2 separate regions of the Homo sapiens genome follow, and region 2 is linked to region 1. Evidence: read pairs that join two places in POLR2A ChIA-PET (ENCODE). Cell type or tissue: Panc1. All regions are shown on one strand. Each heading gives the region's core, and the rest is flanking DNA. Links, peaks and the distances in the headings are about the cores only.

Region 1 (8,848 bases), core at 1,973-6,972:
GTCTGTGGGGTTGGCTGCGTGGGAGGGAGAACCCGAAACCCTCGGGTCTCTCCCTCCCTCCCTCCTTCCTTCCCTCCCTTCCTCCCTCCCTCCTTTCTTCCTTCCCTCCCTCCCTCCCTTCATCCCTCCCTCCCTCCTTCCCTCCCTCCCTCCTTCCTTCCCTCCCTTCCCTCCTTCCTTCCCTCCCTCCTTCCTTCCCTCCCTCCCCCCCTCCCTCCTTTCCTTCCTCCCTCCTTCCTTCCCTCCCTTCCCCCCTCCCTCCTTTCCTTCCTCCCTCCTTCCTTCCCTCCCTTCCCCCCTCCCTCCTTTCTTCCTTCCCTCCCTCCCTCTAAGAATAGCTGCACCAGGCTCCTGGTCCTTCATCTTCCATTGACTCCAGAAAGTGTCGCCAGTCACCACTGATCTCTCTGTAAACAGTTGGCCGTTGTGTCCAGAAAAAGGGCCTGAGCAGGAATCCACTGAAACCATTGAAGAGGAGTGGGGAAGGGCCCTGGATGGGACTCATCTTGGAAAGACACCTATAATTGATGGGAAAGACATTTAGACATATTTTCTTAGTTGAAAGTATGTGTAATTTTTCTTTTAACCTGATTTCCATGTAATTTTAGATTTCAGAAAGGTTGCAAGACCAGTGTGGAGAACGCCCATCTGCCCTTGGCCTCCGTTGCCCAAATGCCAACCTCCTGCCATGTTGGCTGTGTCCCTCCTGCCTCCTGCCCTGCCCCAGGTCTCCGTCTTTCACTCCCACGTTTGTTTCTGAACTGTTGGGAGTAAGCAGCTGACGTGGTGCCTCTCACAGGCGTATTTCCTAAAAGCAAGCACGTTTCTTTCAGAATCTCTGCAGTGCAGTCACCAGAATCAGGGAGTTAATGATCACACACGAGAGATCTTTTTCAGATCTCACCAACTGGCCCAATCACGGTCTCTAGAAAAAGAAGTCTGAGGTTGTGCGTGCATTTGACCGTCTCTGTCACCTGGAGCTTCCTCTGAGTTGTCTCCCTGACGTTTTTGAGGGGTGGGGCCGCTGCTCCGTGGCACTGGCCTCTCTGTGGTGTGCCCCATGGTCTAGGCATCTGCAGTCACTCATGGTCGCACCAAGGACCTGCACACCCTGAAGGCTGTGCTTTCCGCCCCAGGCACCCTACTGGGAGCACGTGCTGCCCGCCTGCCCCCAGACGGCGATGCCCTCTTTGCTGGCACGGCTGGAACCCACCACTCCTGCGGCTGGTGCCTGTCAGCCAGCCAGGGTGGCCGCCAGTGGGCTCTGGCACATCTGAAATGTCCCATAGAGAATGCCCACCCTCCCAGCTGGGGTTGTTTGGTGCAGTGATGAGGTCTTGGCCTGCCCTCCTCCGGCCACCTCGCATCCTGCCTTGACCGTTTCTTCTGCACCCTCAGGGTCCCACACCATTCTGTGCAGGGCTAGGGTGGACTGGGCAAGGATGGGCCGAGCACCCCTAGGAAGGGTCCCGGCTTGGTCGTTCCCAGTCTGGGGAGCTGGTGTGCAGCACATGGGGCAGAGGGCCCTGAGGGCCCTGGGGTGCGTGGGTGGCTATGGTTTGATGCCCTTCAGCTCCTCACCGTGCCTGGCTGGGGCATGTGCATTTGCAGACCCTGTTCTGACCATGGGCTGCTCAGGGGTCCCGGGCAGGCTGTGGTCTCTGCAGTGGCCTGTGCCGAGTTCCTTGTGTTGCTGTGACAGTCCCCCAGGTCAGGTGATTCATGAACACAGAAACTTCTCAGAGTTCTTGAGGCTGAAAGTCTTAGACCAAGGCCTGGGCAGGTTTGGGGTCTGGCGAGGGCCCTAGGTTCCCTGCCGTGTCCTCCCATGGAGGGTGGGAGGGCGACAGCTCTGCTGCTGAGGCCTGGGGGTAGGGACTTTCATCCCCTTCCACACCTCACCACCTCCTACGGGCCCCACCTCCTACCGGCCCCGCCTCCTACCGGCCCCCCGCCTCCTACCGCCCCCACCTCCTACCGACCCTATCTTCTAACACCGTCACATGGGCCATCGGGCCTCAACCTGCCAGGGAGCCTCAAGTCCTCCTCCCCACCAATTCCCTTGCTCATGCTCTCGGGCAGCTGCTAGGATTACCCCCTGGTTCGAAGCCTGGGCTCAGCCCCATGGAGGGGTCGCCGGCCCAGCCTTCCTGAAAGACTCAGGAGGGGCTCATTTACCTAGAGAGCCTGTGGGCGGCGTCCTCAACAGGGAACAGTGGGAAGTCCTCTGTGTCCCTCCGAAATGGCGGATTAAGCAGCAAGGCTAGGAGGTGCCACCCCGACTTTTAAGAGTGAGAATTTTGCCCACATTTGGCTGAATGAGAGATTTTCAACGCCAGAGGGAGGTACCCTTGCCCTGGGCTGAACAGCTCACTTGCCGAGGCTTTCAGGGGCTTTGTCTTCAATGATGATGTGTGTGGGGGATAGCGTATGCCCTGGAGCTAGCGTGTGTTCTGGGGATAGCTTGTGTCCTAGGGATAGCTTGTGTTCTGGGGATAGCTTGCGCATTGGGGCTAGCATGTGTCCTGGGACTAGCGTGCACCCTGGGAAATGCCCCTTTCTTTGGAACACAGATGTGTGGAAGGAAGGAGAGTGTGTGAGAAGTATCACCCTTAGCCATGGTTTAGAGGTGACAGCTGGTGGGGACCAGAGCCCTCCGTGCAAGATCTGTAGTTGGCCTTCTGTGCTTGCTTTTAGTTCCTTCTAAGCTGACTCTGAATTGTTTTTCCCTCACTAGGAGATGGAAATCCAAGAGAAAACAGCCCATTCCTCAACAATGTCGAGGTGGAACAAGAGAGCTTCTTTGAAGGGAAGAACATGGCACTTTTCGAGGTAACTTTACTTTTTAGAAGAAGAAGGTGCCAGGGCCGTTGCTTTGATGTGGAAAAGTAAAGGAGCCCCTGGGGGCCCCCAGGCCGGGGCCTCCCACAGGACTGGACACCACGTGGAAGGAACTGGGGCCTCCCTGTCCTGAAGGCTGTGGCGGGGGCCCAGTCCCGCACTTGAGCTGGGACGTGCTCCTCGGCTGGTGCCTTCTGGGCTCCTTCCTGGATCTAGGGTGCTCCGGCCCCACGGGAACCCCTCTGAGCTGCTGAGTGCTGGACACCCTGGGGTCCCTGCCATGGGTGGGTGGCCCCACTCAGTGAGGCCTGGAGCCCTGGCCTCGGACTCAGACCTGCCACACAGGTGTCCAGGCCTCTCTGGCTTGCTTCAGACCCAGGGGCTGAGGACCCGGGGAGGGCCTGAGCTCCACACCCTGAACACGGGGAGGGAGGTCGGGGGGCCCACGGCGAGGTGCGGGCCGCCTGTGACCATGTCCACGCCGCGCAGGAGGAGATGGACAGTAACCCCATGGTGTCCTCGCTGCTCAACAAGCTGGCCAACTACACCAACCTGAGCCAGGGCGTGGTGGAGCACGAGGAGGACGAGGAGAGCCGGCGGCGGGAGGCCAAGGTACTGCCACCCTGCCCGTGCCCGCCCAGTCCCCGCCCCGTGTGTCCCGGCAGGGTTAGATCACGCCGGCAAGGCAGTTGCTTGTCAGAAGAGCTGCCCTGAGCTCTGGTATCATGGCCACGTCCAGCCCTTTCTTCCTGGGAGGGCTCGATGGTGCCTGCCCTGCAGCTCCTGTCCAGGCCTCTTCCCTCTCCACCGTCCGGGGAAGCGTGACACCCCCATGCATCTGGGTGGCCGGGTTCCCTGTCGAGAAATGAACTTGGGGTGTTTTGTTCGTTCTGCGGGAGCGGCCCCATCCCCTGCTGTGGAGAGGAGTCTGAATGGTGCCGAGAGGCCGGGACGTGGCCCCTTCCAGAGGGTGCTGTGGCCTCGGTGCTCCCAGGGGCCGCCCTCCTTTTCATTTCCTGTCCAGGACACTTAGCCTGGTAGCATTTTCCCTGCAGTTTTATTCCCTGAGGATTTGTTTCCAGGAATCCGTCCTAGGAAACGAGGGGGGTGCAGTGGGGAAAGGTTTCCCTTGAGTGGTTTCTGTGGGTGACGAGGTGTGGAAACCCCTTGAGCATCCTCGGGAGGGTTCTGCCGTCCTGTACAGACGGGTTGCCTGAGAGCCACCCTGAGGCCTGAGGCCCTGAGGTGACGCTCACAGGCGAGAAAGACCCTGGACCCGTGTTGGGGGAGATCTTAGGTCCTCGCTGTGGGGGTGCGGCGGGTGGCTCAGTTTCTTCTCAACTCCCTCTGCTTTTTAAATCTTCTTTCAAATATGTCTGTGTTGCTCTAGAATAAGATACAAAAAACAAAAAAAAATAATCCACCGGAAGAAACCAAGCAGCGCAGGCCCTGCTCTGAAGCCGGGCGACGGCCTCCCCCAGTCTTGACACAAAATTGTCATTTCCCGAGTCAGCCCCGAGCCTGTGCCCCCCTCCTTCGGCAGACAGCTAAGGGCATACGTTGGCTTTTTAGGGTGATTTTTAAATTCCCCTATTATTTTCCTTAACTTTCTAACTCTAAAAATACCATCAGGAGATCCCTATCTTCTCAGAAGGGAGGGTTTTGTAGTGCCAGGTAGAGGCCAGTGAGCAGGAAGGAAGGAGGTGCTGAGCCAGGCGCCCCCAGGTCCAGGGAGGGTGGGCCCCCCTGCTGCGTGTGACCTCCACCAAGTGGGGCGTCCGTCGGCCGGCTCCTTGCCCTCCCCTGCATCCTCCCAGCCTGGGCTCTGCGCTTTGCGTCGACGCCACCCCTGAGTGCCTCCTGCCAGCGTCCAGTGTTCTGCTGACCTGGGTCCCACACAGCAGTCGGGAAGTCAGGCCGCTCAAGATGTCTCTTTCCTTCCTTTTACTGTAAACACAGCGGAATTAATACTGCATTTCCAAAATACTTGAAGACATTTGGTTTTGTTTTTGAGAAGCCTCAATCTGGGGTTGAAGTAACCGGAGACGAGGGACGTGACCGTGAGACCACCTTGGGGTGGGGCCTGGCCTGATGAGGGCCCTCAGCCCTGGCTGTTGTCCCAGGACAGGGTAGTGGCCTCTTCAGAAGCTGCATCTCTGGACCTCTTTCTGGTTCCCCTGCTGGGTCCTTCCCGGCTCGGGGAGCTTGTGGCCGCCCCCCCTGTCTGTAGCTCGGCCAGCCCTTGGGGTGGGACCATCACTGCTGCACGTGGACGCTGCGGAATTGGGTGTTGCCAGGCTCAGCACTCAGCACCTTTCTGCACGTGGATGGTGTGGAACTGGGCATTGCCGGGCTCAGCACTCAGCACCTTTCTGCACGTGGACGCTGCGGAACTGGGTATTGCCGTGCCGCACGTGGACGCCGCGGAATTGGGTGGTGGTGTGCCGGGCTCAGCACTCAGTACCTTTCCGCACGTGGACGCTGTGGAACTGGGTATTGCCGGGCTCAGCACTCAGCACCTTTCTGGGGTTTCACGCATGCTGGGCACTACCTTGAGGCCTCATGGGCTCAGGCTGGTACTCTGGCACCAAAACTCAGGAGCCACAGGCCTTCCCTGTCTGTCCGCCTGTGTGCTGGAGTTTGTGTCCTAGGGAGATGTTGGCTTTCTCCAGGGAGCAGGTGTCTTCCCACGGGCCTGGTCCGAGTGCTCCGGGAACAGGCTTTAGCTCCAGCTCGGCTGGGCTCAGGCACCACTGGCCTGGACATCCAGCTCCAACCCCTCTGCCTGATGGAGCCCAGCCTGCCATGAGGTGCCCATAGAGAGCACACCCCAGCTTCTCTCACCCTACTTGGTACTGAGACATGACTGAAACGTCCAGGCAGGTGTGTTTGTTCATGGCACACTGTGGGCCAGGGCCCAGGAGGTTCCCACCTGGAAGGCTCTCCCTGGCCCTCCCTGGCAACCCTACCCCCAGGCTGGTGGCTCTCAGGCCTCTGTCCCTCAGGGACAATATGCAGGTACCCCAGGCTGATGCTGCCTGCGTTTCAGTCGTGGAGGGACCAGGGCCCGTGACCCCAGCAGGCCTGTTGTTTGACGGTGGCGGGTTTCAGTTGGCAGTGACTCCTTCGGCTCCCTTAGGGGACCGTGGCTCGGCCCCTGGGGTGGAAGGGCAGGGGCCGCCCCTGGTCCTCTTTGCCAGGCTCAGAGGCTCATCCCCAGCAGACCTGCTCCCATTGAGGAGCCTTTTCAAGGGCCCAGGCATCTCCAGCCTCCCGCGCCTGAAATTGGGTCAGGTTGAGCCTTAAAAGTTGCCTTTAGGCGCGAACCAAGAGGCCAAGGCCGGCCATGCCCTTCCGTGAGGAGTCAGGATCCCCCGCCTTTGGCCGAGAACCAGCTTCTGACTCGCCTGTCACGGGGCTGCGGGATTTGAGGCTGAGCCTGGAGGGCAGGGGCCCCTGTGTGGACCGCGTCTCTGCCTGGAGCTCTGCCTGTCGGCTCCTGCGTTAGCTGAAGCCTCGCTGGGAAGTCACAGCAACAATTGTCCCTGGAGCCTTGCTGTCACCTCTGCCCTGGGCTCTCAGTTTTATCCAATGAGAATGTCCCAAAGCCGGTTCTCCACCATCCGCCACCGCTTCTCTCGTTTGCACCAAGAACAAAGCATACCCAGATTTGGAGGGCCCAGCAGCGGCCCCCAGCCCCGTCACCCTCTCCTCTCCAGGGCCCCCGTCAGAAGCAAGTCGCTCCCCTGTTGCTTCCCACCTAGGGCTCAGGGAACCAAGTGAATCCCCCAGGCTCTCAGATCCAGGGCTTCCCACGCTCCGAGCTGCTCTTACATTATTTTTCCCAGGGTCCTAAAGTTGGTGGAGCCCTAGAGCCCTGCCCTGGCCCCAGCCTTGGCCAGTCTGTGGGAGGCGTTCCGGCACGGTGACCCCAGAAGCCACCCTGTTTGCTTTTGTGATGTGGTGTTCAGCGTGCTCTCCCTGGGAGCTGCCCCTCACCTGGTCCCCTGTTCCCATCCTCCCCAGGCCTGGGCTGTGTGAACCCCAGGATCGAAGCCCCGCACGGGGCCTGTTCTGATCCACATTGTGGCCACTGTTCACAGGAAGTGTCTTCAAATAAAACCTTCCCCCTTTTCCGTATTGACCTTGAGACGTTTTCCTGTTAAAACGTCACCTTGTGCTGGCACCAGCCGTCCTCCAGGTCTGAGCCACGTGCCTCTGCTCATGGCGGGAGTGGGGCTGAGCAGGCAGTGGGGATGGAGCTGAAACTTCTACCCCAGCCTGGCCCGTCCCGAGTGGAGCTGGGGAGCTGCCTGGCAGGCGCTGGCCTGCTCCTGGCTGTGCTGCTGACCCTTGCCCATGTGGGTTTTCTCAGGGCACAGGGTGTGTCCCCCTCTCTGGCACAGGTGTCTGAAGCAGGCTGCCTGCTCCGTGCTGGGGCAGGCGGGGTGGCCCCCACGTGGATATCTGAACCTTTGCTGTTATCTCGTGGTGACCTCCGTGCCCGGTTAAGATGTGTCAGTTTCTGCCCAGGGCCGACGCTGAGCTGTGGATTTTTTTTTTTTTTTTTTTTAGCTTTATGGGCAGCAGCCGTCTCATCCCTCCGCTGGCTCTGCTTCCATTCCTGAAGTCTCAGGCTCTCCCAGGGTGTCAGATCTCAGGCCCTGAGCCATCCAGGGAACGGAGCCGGGGGCCCTCTCGTTCTCCCTCTTGTTTTTTCCATAACTTTTCCAGTGTAACAGGTTTCCCTCCGTCGGGGAGGCACAGCGGAGCAGCTGCATCTTGGTTCTCTGCCAACCATGTGGTTCTGCTCCCCTCCCCTAAGCCCTCATTCCGGGATGGTCAGGGGTCCTGTCCTGGGCCTCTCTCTGAACCTCCATCTGTTCTGGGAAGGACTCCTGCCCCCTCCTGCCCCCACGGCCGCTTTGCCTGCCCAGGGCCTGAGTGCAGCCTGGGGAGGGGGCTCCCTCTGGGTGTGGGGTACGAGCCCCTGGGACACGCTATGCTCTGTCGCAGGCTCCGCGCATGGGCACCTTCATCGGCGTCTACCTGCCGTGCCTGCAGAACATCCTGGGCGTCATCCTCTTCCTGCGCCTGACGTGGATCGTGGGGGTGGCTGGTGTCCTGGAGTCCTTCCTCATCGTGGCCATGTGCTGCACATGTGTGAGTCTCCCCCGGCCAGGTGTGGCTGTGCCTTCGGGCGGTGGCAGCTGGACAGTAGGGCTCTCCCCAGATGCCGTCTCCCCTGGCCGCTGTGGTTGTGCCTTCGGGCGGTGGCAGCCGGACAGTAGGGCCCTCCCCAGACGCCCGTGTAGACGTCGTTCAGCGCCGTCTCCTCCACGAGAGCCGGGCAGCTGCGGGGATGAGATGCCACACTGTCCGGGGTTAGTGCTGGCGTGTTGACTGGCGTGCTGGCACCTCATTTACCCGTGTCTGCGGACAGGCATCTCAGCCAGTGGTGGGTGTCATGGGGCGGCACCCGGGGGCTGAGGCTTCCAAGGGAAGGGACACCCTGTGTTTTGATGACATCACCTCCAGTTTGGAAGGACCTTGGGCACTTTCAGGGGTCGCTGTCATAGGGGAAGGGGTGGGAACCAGGACACGCATGCCTGGTGCCCGGGAGCCTCCAGGTCCTGTTTCCTAGCCACTCCATTGAGATGGAGAGCCCTGGAGTTGGGGGCTGGCATTCGGCGGGAGCCGGGTCATAGACCCTGACTTGGGAGTGTTGCGATGCCGGCAGGCTGTTGGAAAACTCTCCTCAGATGGCTGCCTGTCTTTTTGCAGACAATGCTGACCGCCATTTCCATGAGTGCGATCGCTACCAACGGTGTGGTCCCAGGTAAGGGGTGCCCGCCAGCCGCGGCCCTGAGTCCTGTTAGAGGAGTCTGTGTTTTGCCGCACGGCAACCGCGAGGAGGCCGCTTGGCGAGGCCGGGCCGGGGGCTGCCTGGGGGTCTCAGCCGGGCCTTCTGCGTGTTCTCCACTGGCTCCTCTGGCGTTTGAGCCGT
Region 2 (8,848 bases), core at 212-5,211, 57 kb after region 1:
GGTGGTGTACGGCATGTGTATCTGGCTCCTGGGAGCGGGACCGGGCCTGGAGGTGCGAGGCCCTGCCCTGGGGCTCCTGCTTTGCTTGCACAGGAGGGGACCCTGCGGACACAGGTCAGAGTGTGAGGCCCTGGGAGTGCAGGCTCAGGTTCCCATCTCCTCAGAAACGGCCCAGGGCCCACTGGAAGAGCTGCGCCAGGGGTCCCACCTGAGGCCAGTCTGTTAGCCAAGTCTGCAGTCAGACGGCCACCAGCCCTGAAGGGAAGGGGCCTGGCCACTGTGGGTGACCTGCCTGGCTCCACAGCTCCCTGCAAAGGCCGACTCCTCTAGCCTTGTCCCCACTGTGTGTCCTGGGAGCGGAGCTTCTCTTCTCGCACAGCTGAGACCCTGCTTGGGGCGCCGTGGCAGAAAGCCAGGTTATATCAGGGAGGGCGCCCCCAGGATTCGCATCCCCTAAACCCTCATTACAAAATAGATTTGAGAAGGACTCAGGACTGCCACCTTCACAACGTGCAGTGCGAGCCCTGTAGGGTGCAGCTCCTGTGCAGAGCGCGGCCAAGGAGGGCAGGGTCAGCACACAGCGCACTGAGCCCCCATGACCCTGATCCAGCTCCACCCCTCCTGCCCCTGGGGACTCCTGAAGCCGGGGTTATGAGAGAGACTTGGCCCCAGCCCTTGGGGAGTGGCCTGGGCTTTGGTACAAGAATCTCCATGCAGGCCACATAGGGGTGCTGCTAGTCGGAAATAAACGTGTGCTGGGCAGGCTGCCAGCTATCTATGCTGCCTGCCATCCACCTGCTTGCCTGCCATCCACACTGCCTGCTGTCCACACTGCCTGGCTGCCATCCACACTGCCCGCCGTCCACACTGCCTGCCTGCCATCCACATTGCCCGCCATCCACACTGCCTGCCTGCCATCCACACTGCTCGCTGTCCACACTGCCCGCCGTCCACACTGCCCGCCTGCCATCCACACTGCCCGCCGTCCACACTGCCTGGCTGCCATCCACACTGCCCGCCATCCACACTGCCTGCCTGCCATCCACACTGCCTGCTGTCGACACTGTCTGTTGTCCACACTGCCTGCCCTGCCGTCCACACTGCCTGTTGTCCACACTGCCGGCCATCCACACTACTGGACGACCCCCTCTGCTGACTGAGCCGGTGATTCCACCCTAAAATACTGACTTCTCACCCCAAGGCAGGGTTTCCCTGAATGCAAACCCAATGTCTTCCATCTCACTTTGAACCAGGCACCCCCGCATCCGCCACATACACACACCTGGACGGGACGCCCGCCTTGCTTTCAGGCGGCACCAACAGGTAGCCAGGAGGCAGCCATGACCAACAGGTAGCTGTGGAAGGACCTGGGTGCCGTCCTGGGTGGGGTGGGGTGGGGGGGGTTGGGGGGGGGCGGGGCAGGGCAGGGAGGGGCCCCCTGCACTCAGGGCTGTGGGAATCAAGACCTTCGATGGGCACCCACAGCCAGGGCCTCACGCCCAGGGTGGCCTCCAGGACCTACCAGGGCCGAATCTGGACGTGTAGTTCTCAATCCCGGCGAGGTCCAGGTAGTGGTTTCTGCGCTCCGTGTTCTCGTCCACGCAGTAGGGCCCCCGCTCCGAGCAGGGCTGGGGGTCAGTACTGGGCCTCCTGCTTGGAGCACAGAGAAGGGCCTGACCCCCGCACAGACTGGGTGGCGCACCCCTGATGACGGGGTGCCTACAGCAGGCGGCAGGGGTCCGGGGTGCATCCTGACCAGCACCCACCTCCTCGCAGAGCAGGAAGGAGAGTGGACGCCTGGGCACAGACAGTCAAGTGCCGTCCAGAGAAACAAGGTCACAGCCGACCCCCAGAACCCTGTGAACTCCCTCCCAGGCACCAGAGCCGCAGGTGCTCTAGGGAGTGGCTCATGCTGTAGTGGCACCTGATCACCACTCTGGGACCACTGTAGCCACTGCGCCAGCCACACCCCAGCCACCCAGCCACCCCCAGCCACTGCCTCAGCCACTGCCTGAGCCATCCCCAGCCACTACCCCAGCCACCCTTAGCCATTGCCCCAGCCACCCCCAACCACTGCCCCAGCCACCCTCAGCCACTGCCCCAGCCACCCCCAGCCCTGTTGCCCCCAAAGCTGCTGAGTGGAGCCACAGGGAGCCACAGTGAGCCACAGCAAGTCCAGACTGAGGGTGTCAAGGCCGCTGTGGCTGCTGCCCCTCAAAGCCCTCTGCTCAGACAGACTTGGGGGCCCAGCTCAGCCAGGGTGCCAGATGCTGGAAGGGCCCATGCCCCACAGAGCTGCTGGACCAGGTGCCCCCTGCAGGTCTGACCTAGAGGATGGTGTGTGGCCTGTGGCCTGTGGCCTGCGGGAAGCAGGGGTGTGGCCAGGGTGCCCCCGCCTAAGGCACAGCCCCACCCTGGCACCCCAGCCCTCACCTGACGTGTGCAGACAACCTCCTGTCAGCCACCCTTGGCTCCTCTGCCAGTTCACCCTCCATCCTGCAACGGGTGGGCTCCCGGTCTGAAAGGGGGGTCCTGCCATTACTCACTCCCTCCCTCCTTCATTCAGCATTCACTCATTCATTCACTCATTCATTAACTCACTCACTCATTCATTCATTCATTAACTCACTGGTTCACTCATTCATTAACTCACTCACTTGTTCACTCATTCATTAACTCACTCGTTCACTCATTCATTAACTCACTCGTTCACTCATTAACTCACTCATTCATTAACACTCACTCATTCATTAACTCATTCATTCATTAACTCACTTGTTCACTCATTCATTAACTCACTCACTTGTTCATTCATTCATTAATCTGCTTACTCACCCACTTACTCTCTCACTCACTCACCCACTTACTCATTCACTCACTCACCCATCCATTCACCCACTCACTCCTCCATCCACTCACTTGTCCCTCCCTGTCCCGCGCACACAGCTTAGGCCCCTGCCAATGTTGGGTAGGGTCCTCTGTGTGTGCCCAGGCCTCACTCACCCTGGCCAGCAGGAGGACCCTCCTTCCTCTTGCTGGAGGGCTCAGGGCTGACGGTTAGCTTCACACGGAGGGTCTTGCTGCTGCCCGAGGAGTGGTTGACCGAGGCATCCACGACCTCATAGATGGTGTGCATGAGGCTGGACATGTCCTGGGGCCCGGCATCAGTTTCACTGACAGAGCAGACCCCAGGGGACACCACCCGCCCTCCCTGCCAGAAAACACATCCAGCCCCCGCCCCTTCCTATGCCATCCTTGCATCCACCAACAGACCACAGGAACCAACACAGGCATCTTCTCGGAGCAGCCTGGGTCTGCCCAGGTGGCCCTGTGAGCGCCTCCAGTGCCCTGAGGGCAGCCTTGCAGTGTGGGAAGCACAGCCGCAGAAATGGGCGGCGCAGGCTCGGCCCAGAAACACACGTGAACTGGGCCCTGGGGAGACGCAAGCCCAGCTGGCATGAGGACCTCGCAGCAGGCAGGTCCCCTCCTGCCCCCTGAGGTATCGCGAGGCCAGCACAGTCTGTCTGCCCCGTCTGTCTACTACTGTGGACCTGACGCAAACACAAGCTCACCTACCTCCCTGGTGACCTTCCCGCAGTTGTCAAAGTCATAGAGCGTGAACGTCCACTCCTGGCGGTCGTCCTCCTCCACCGAGACATCGCACTGGAGTGCCTGTGGGGGGACGTGGGGGCCGGGACCTCGCCTCCTACCCACGCCAACACGCCCAACTCCACAGGGGGAAGGATCTTCTGGGGCCTTTCCCAGGGGTCCCTCATGCCAGCTAGGAAAGGCGGAGCCTAGAGGGCAGCGTGGCTGGAGCTCAAGCCCTGAACCAGCAGACCCCTTCTTGCCCAGCTCCAGCCCTTCTTGGGGGGACCCAGCTTTGTGCCCTGTGATTCGGTTCCCCCACAGTGACACCTATCTCAGCTCATGCAAGCACTCCACGTCACCCAGAAGGAGAAGAGGACACACTGGCCGTCAAGTGTTGTCAATTCCAGAAATCTTGACTGGACACGGAGACCCCAGTCCTCCCTGAGCCCTCCCGGGAAACGGAAGCCCTGTGCCCTGCCTCCAGCGGGCAGAGAGTCGGGCTGTCCGTCAAGTCAGCTTTGGCATTACTCCTGTAGTGCCAAGGGCACCAAGGCTGGGAATGCGGCTCAAGTTATTTGATGCCAGACCAGTCAGTTTTGGCCAAATTCACAGCAACATCCTGCACTCTCTGGCTCCTGCTGACTTTGGCTTGCACATTCAAGTTCTGCTTCAATGCCTTAAACGGGGTGAACTGTGGGGAAGACTGAGTGAACTACGCCGTGTCCACAGATGCCCAGTTTAGGGCAACACATGCCTGTCCCTGAGCCCCCGGCCCCAGGGACGTGTTCCCGCAAGTGAGGCCGGAGAGAGACCCACGTCAATGTTGAGGCGCTGCCCGCCCGGTCCTCGCGGGCCCTCGCGGTTTGCTGCCCTCTCTCCGTCATCTGCGCTGAGGAGTTGTCCCGGGTGCTCGCGGCCCTCAGCTTTCTCAGCGGGGAGTGCCACTAGGGGGACAAGAGGAGGCGAAGGGGCTGGCAGAGGGCACATGGAGGATGTGGCCCGCCATTGGGGACCCTCGCTGCTCTCCCCTCACCACACCATGATCCTGTCCAGACGGGCCTGAGCTGAGAGCCCGATCTTGGGACCCCTGCGGAGGGGAGGGAGGCCCTATCCCGGCCAGCCACAGCCGGGTGTGCCCTCCTCTCACCAGCCCACGGTGGCCCCCAACTGCAACCACCACCTCAGAGCTGGGGGTGCAGCAGACTCCGAGGAGCACAGATAGGGGAACATAGCCTGGGCCTCCAGGAGATGCTCCCTGTGTCATCATTGGGCCCCCTCCCCATAGACACAGTCCCTCCGGCCCTCCACTCCAGAATCCTAGCACTGAGCCCACAGGCCACACAGGCCACCTGTGCACTGAGTGTGTCAACAGGCGGCCCCCTCCCCGCAGCCTCTGGGCAGGATGGATGAACAGTCCTCTGGTTTCTGGAGCACAATTATTCCGTTATTCTCCAGCACTTGCAAGCTGCGTCCCCAGGATAGGAGTGTGGGACTGTCCGGGCTCAGCACCTGCAGACAGGTGCACGTCGAGCCTGAGCTGGGACGATGCTCTGGGCCTGCCTTCCCACTGAGGGGGTGTGGGTGCCTCTCTTGGCTTCAGCAGCCATCCGAAGGTGGCCCTGCTTGCTGGCCTCCCAGCACCCTCCCACAGACCCACAGGTAAGCCAAGTGCTGACCTGCCACGCGCCACAGGTAGGACTGGTGCCACTGAGGCATACACGCGTGGCAGTGACTTAGGCTGGGCCAGCATCTCACACATCCTCCAGCCCAGGGCTAACTTGAAAATTCACAGGTCCCCTTTATACAGAGCCACCCCCATCCACAAACACAGGCTCACAGAGACTCCAAACACATAAAGGTAACGCTTAGGGCTCTGCCCATGGGACAGGCCTTTTTGGTCTCTGCTGCCAGATCGCAGCTGCCAGTCCAGCGAGGACCCTGTGAGTTGTGCTGCCAAGGCTTTTTAAGAACAAAGTGCGTCTAAGCCTGGGAAGTGCCCTCGCTCCGCACACGGGGTTGTTTTAAGGGTGGTTTTCGGCGTTGCCTTGGTACGGGATGAAGTCTGTGAGTTTGGGGAGGGAGGGCTGCGGGAGCTGCACTCACCCTGTAGGGGACACTGGTCCTCCCGGAAAGGCCCCTCCTTGGGGTCCCCATTGGGCAGCTCCTGCAGGAAGAACGGGGCAGTCAGTGGCCACATAGCTCAGTGGGCAGGCGGGGGAGATGGGCAGGAGCTCTGGGCGGCTGGACTGGAGCCTGACACTCGCCTCAGGCCTCCTGGGGCGTCTCAATCTCTGGGTCCAGAAACACCAACCCTTCGTGCCCCACTCAGCCTCAGATTTTAGGAAGCAAAACACACAGACATTCCTGTGTTGTCAGGTTCCCCAAAGCATTTCCAGGTAGAAGATGCAGCTGCCTGGAATGACCCCTTCAGTCAGTGCTGCCCTGGGGATCCCCTTGGCCAGGGCCCCCATGCTGGATTACCCTAAATGCAAGAGGAGACACACTGCCCCTTTGCTCTGGGGCCTGCTCCCAGCACTGCCCACTGGAGCCTGACACGAGGACTCCAGCCGCTGCCCGCATGGCTGCCCAGGACCCCAACATGCCTCTTATAGGGCTGCCGGCCGAGACCAGTTACGGAAAATGGGGAAAAACTTCAAACACATCCCAGCGGTGTTTCAGCTGAGCCGAAGCTCACATGGTTCTCATGAATAATCTGCAGCCTTCAGGACACAGAGAAGGAGACAGACCTGTGGTCAGGGCAGGGGCCTTGCGCAGTGGTGGAGGTGCGGAGCCCCTCGGCCCAGCACACACCGCCCTGGAGCATTTCCTGAGAGCAGGCAGCTCTCGGGCAGGCGGGCGGGAGGGATGGGCAGCTGTGTTTCTGCTTCTGATTCCAGGTCCCTGGAAAGCCGTGGAAAGCCCACAAGGAGATACAGCACAGAGCTCAGTCCCGTCCACCTGGACGGCCAGAGCCTGACCCTGGAGATGACTTTGGTGCCGAGTTGGTGTCTCCGTGGGTGGACACAGGACCCCAGGGCTGCCCAGCTGGGACTGCCCTCACAGTCCCCACGGCTTCATCCTTTCCTCCTGACCAGGGGTCATGTGCCCCTCATCTCTTCTGACCTCCTATGGGGCTGTCTGCCCTGCCGGGGTCCCTGGGGTTCCTGGAGTCTGGCCCAGGCAGGAGGCTGAGCAGGGTCACCCTCGAGGGCACCTGGACCCCCCCAAGCGCCTCCTGCCACCGTGGTCACTGGCCAGGGTCCAAACAGGGTATGGTGGAAGGTTCCAGGCTGGCCAGCTGCCACCCCAGAACTTGGGTGGGGAGAGAGGGACCAGACCCCCACCCACACATGGGCACTAAGGTGGCGCTGCCGAGGCTGAATATTGTTGAGTGAGACCCAGGCCCCCAGCCCCCCTTGTGGCTGAGCCAAGGGCCCCCCAGAGCTGAGGTCTCCTGCTGGCCGCCCAGGGCGGTGCCAAGGCAGGGTGGGCAGCTCCCAGCGGGAGGCAGGAGAGCTTGCCCTCATTTTAATAAGAAACAAAACAGCTGATTATTAAAAAGTAGGCCTCCCTCCTGGGGGCTGCAGTCCCGACATTCCGGGACTGGCTGCTGCAGCCTGAGGGGCCCCATGAGCCCAGCCCGGCGAGGCCTTTGTACATCCACACAGCAGGGAGGCACCGCTGTGAGGGAAAAGCTCTGTCCAGGTGGACGCTGGCATAAAACCAAATCATCTCTAAAACCCAGGCTGTAGTTATTTATTTATTTATTTCAAAATCAGAATAATGGGTGAGGCTGCAGTCGTGGGCTTCCATGGAGTGCAGAGCAGTGCCCAGAGCCCCAGAGTTGCAGCCCCCATGGGCACAGAATCCTCGTGGGATGGACCAGATACTAGGAGCTCTACAGCCCCTCAGGTGGACTCGTGCAGGTGCTTGGAGGTGGCTGCCGACAGAAATGGTGTCATAAGGGCAGCCAAGGCCACCAATGCCCAGGCTGAGGGATGCAGGCACTGCCACTGCGGAGGGGGGCCAAGGCCACCAATGCCCAGGCTGAGGGACGCAGGCACTGTCACTGTGGAGGGGGGCAGCCAAGACCACCAATGCCCAGGCTGAGGGACGCAGGCACTGCCACTGTGGAGGGCTGGTAGGGAGGGGAAGGTGACCCTAAATGCTGAGGTGGGTGCCCCGAGGCATCCCTGTCTACCCTTGGGAGCTCCAGCCCAGACCTTCTCCTCTGGGATGTGGGGAGGGTGCAGGGGACCTGTGTGGTGAAGCCCCCAGGGTTCTCAGTACCCCCCCCCCCGCACCACAATCCCCCCTCAGGCACCCAGTTCACCTCCCATCAGACCAGCAGGCAGAGCTCAGGCCTCCTGCATGGTGCTGGGTGCCCTGAGCCTCCTTACAGATAGCAGTGAGGTGCCCTGGGGCCTGAGGGCCAGCGCGTACAGCACTCCTTGCTAAAGAGCCTTAACTGAGGTCACTCATGGAGGCCACATCGCTGCCCAGATGAGGGGCAGCAGCAGTGGCTTCCTGGAAAGTGCCAGAACTCAGAGGAGCCGGAGGTGCGGTGGCTCCTGAGGACAGGCAGCGGGCGACGGGTTGGACGGGGTGGAGTATTTTTTAAGGATTTTTAAGTGTTTCCCACGATTTGCTGAACATGTCAAGTGAGAAACAGCACATCACGCACTCCACGCATAAAGCTAATACAGTGAAAATGTAAACGCAGCCCGTGCCGTGTTTCTAAAAATTCTGAGCGCACTTGTGGGGGATTTCACTGGTTACAGACAGGAGTGTAAATGCACAGGGTGACAGAAGGAGGGGCGCAGCTGTTCAAGACAGAATCTGCACAGACCCGTGGTTTGATGTCTGGAAACGCTCCGCGCGCTACACCAACCAGCCAAGCTACAATAACCAATAAAAACTGTAATAACCAACCAAAACTACACCATGTAGCCAACGCTGCACCAACCAGCCAACGCTGTATCAACCAGCCAATACTACACCAACCAGCCCATGACTGAGTTCCTAACACAGAGGAAAACCACATTGAAAAAATATCCCCTTATTCCCTAGAATTCTCAGCGCTCGAACGCACAGTGTTTTTTCTAAGACCCAGGTCAACAGCTACCTCTGAGATGCAGGGAGGATCAAACGGGAAAAAATGAGCATCTACAGTCAAAGCCACTCCAATCTCTGTGGCTGGTGATTTCATCAGATCCGTCCTGGTTGCATAAAACTGCCCTTTAATCTACGCTGCCTC

Evidence for each region. Peaks named below come from ENCODE experiments on the same cell type or tissue, not always from the same donor. Only the 100,000 strongest peaks of a DNase experiment are listed, where the experiment ranks them.
Region 2: POLR2A ChIA-PET joins it to region 1 with 7 read pairs; 2 of 35 experiments call an interaction of 5 or more read pairs at or near these places.

What each region holds. Positions count from the first base shown.
Region 1 is chr5:1,088,138-1,096,985 of GRCh38, reverse strand. It overlaps SLC12A7 (solute carrier family 12 member 7), which reads left to right. Exons shown (of 24, transcript NM_006598.3): 2 at 2,738-2,832; 3 at 3,331-3,453; 4 at 7,858-8,004; 5 at 8,626-8,680. Among named protein-coding and RNA genes, the nearest start is that of SLC12A7, 20 kb to the left of the region's middle. In Panc1, for the core only: no CTCF peak of the experiment used is centred there; no DNase peak of the experiment used is centred there; H3K27ac peaks cover 4,636 bases.
Region 2 is chr5:1,029,059-1,037,906 of GRCh38, reverse strand. It overlaps NKD2 (NKD inhibitor of Wnt signaling pathway 2), which reads right to left. Exons shown (of 10, transcript NM_033120.4): 4 at 5,695-5,755; 5 at 4,408-4,535; 6 at 3,577-3,672; 7 at 3,004-3,151; 8 at 2,434-2,518; 9 at 1,523-1,650; 10 at 1-102. Among named protein-coding and RNA genes, the nearest start is that of NKD2, 25 kb to the right of the region's middle. In Panc1, for the core only: no CTCF peak of the experiment used is centred there; a DNase peak (open chromatin) is centred at 2,695.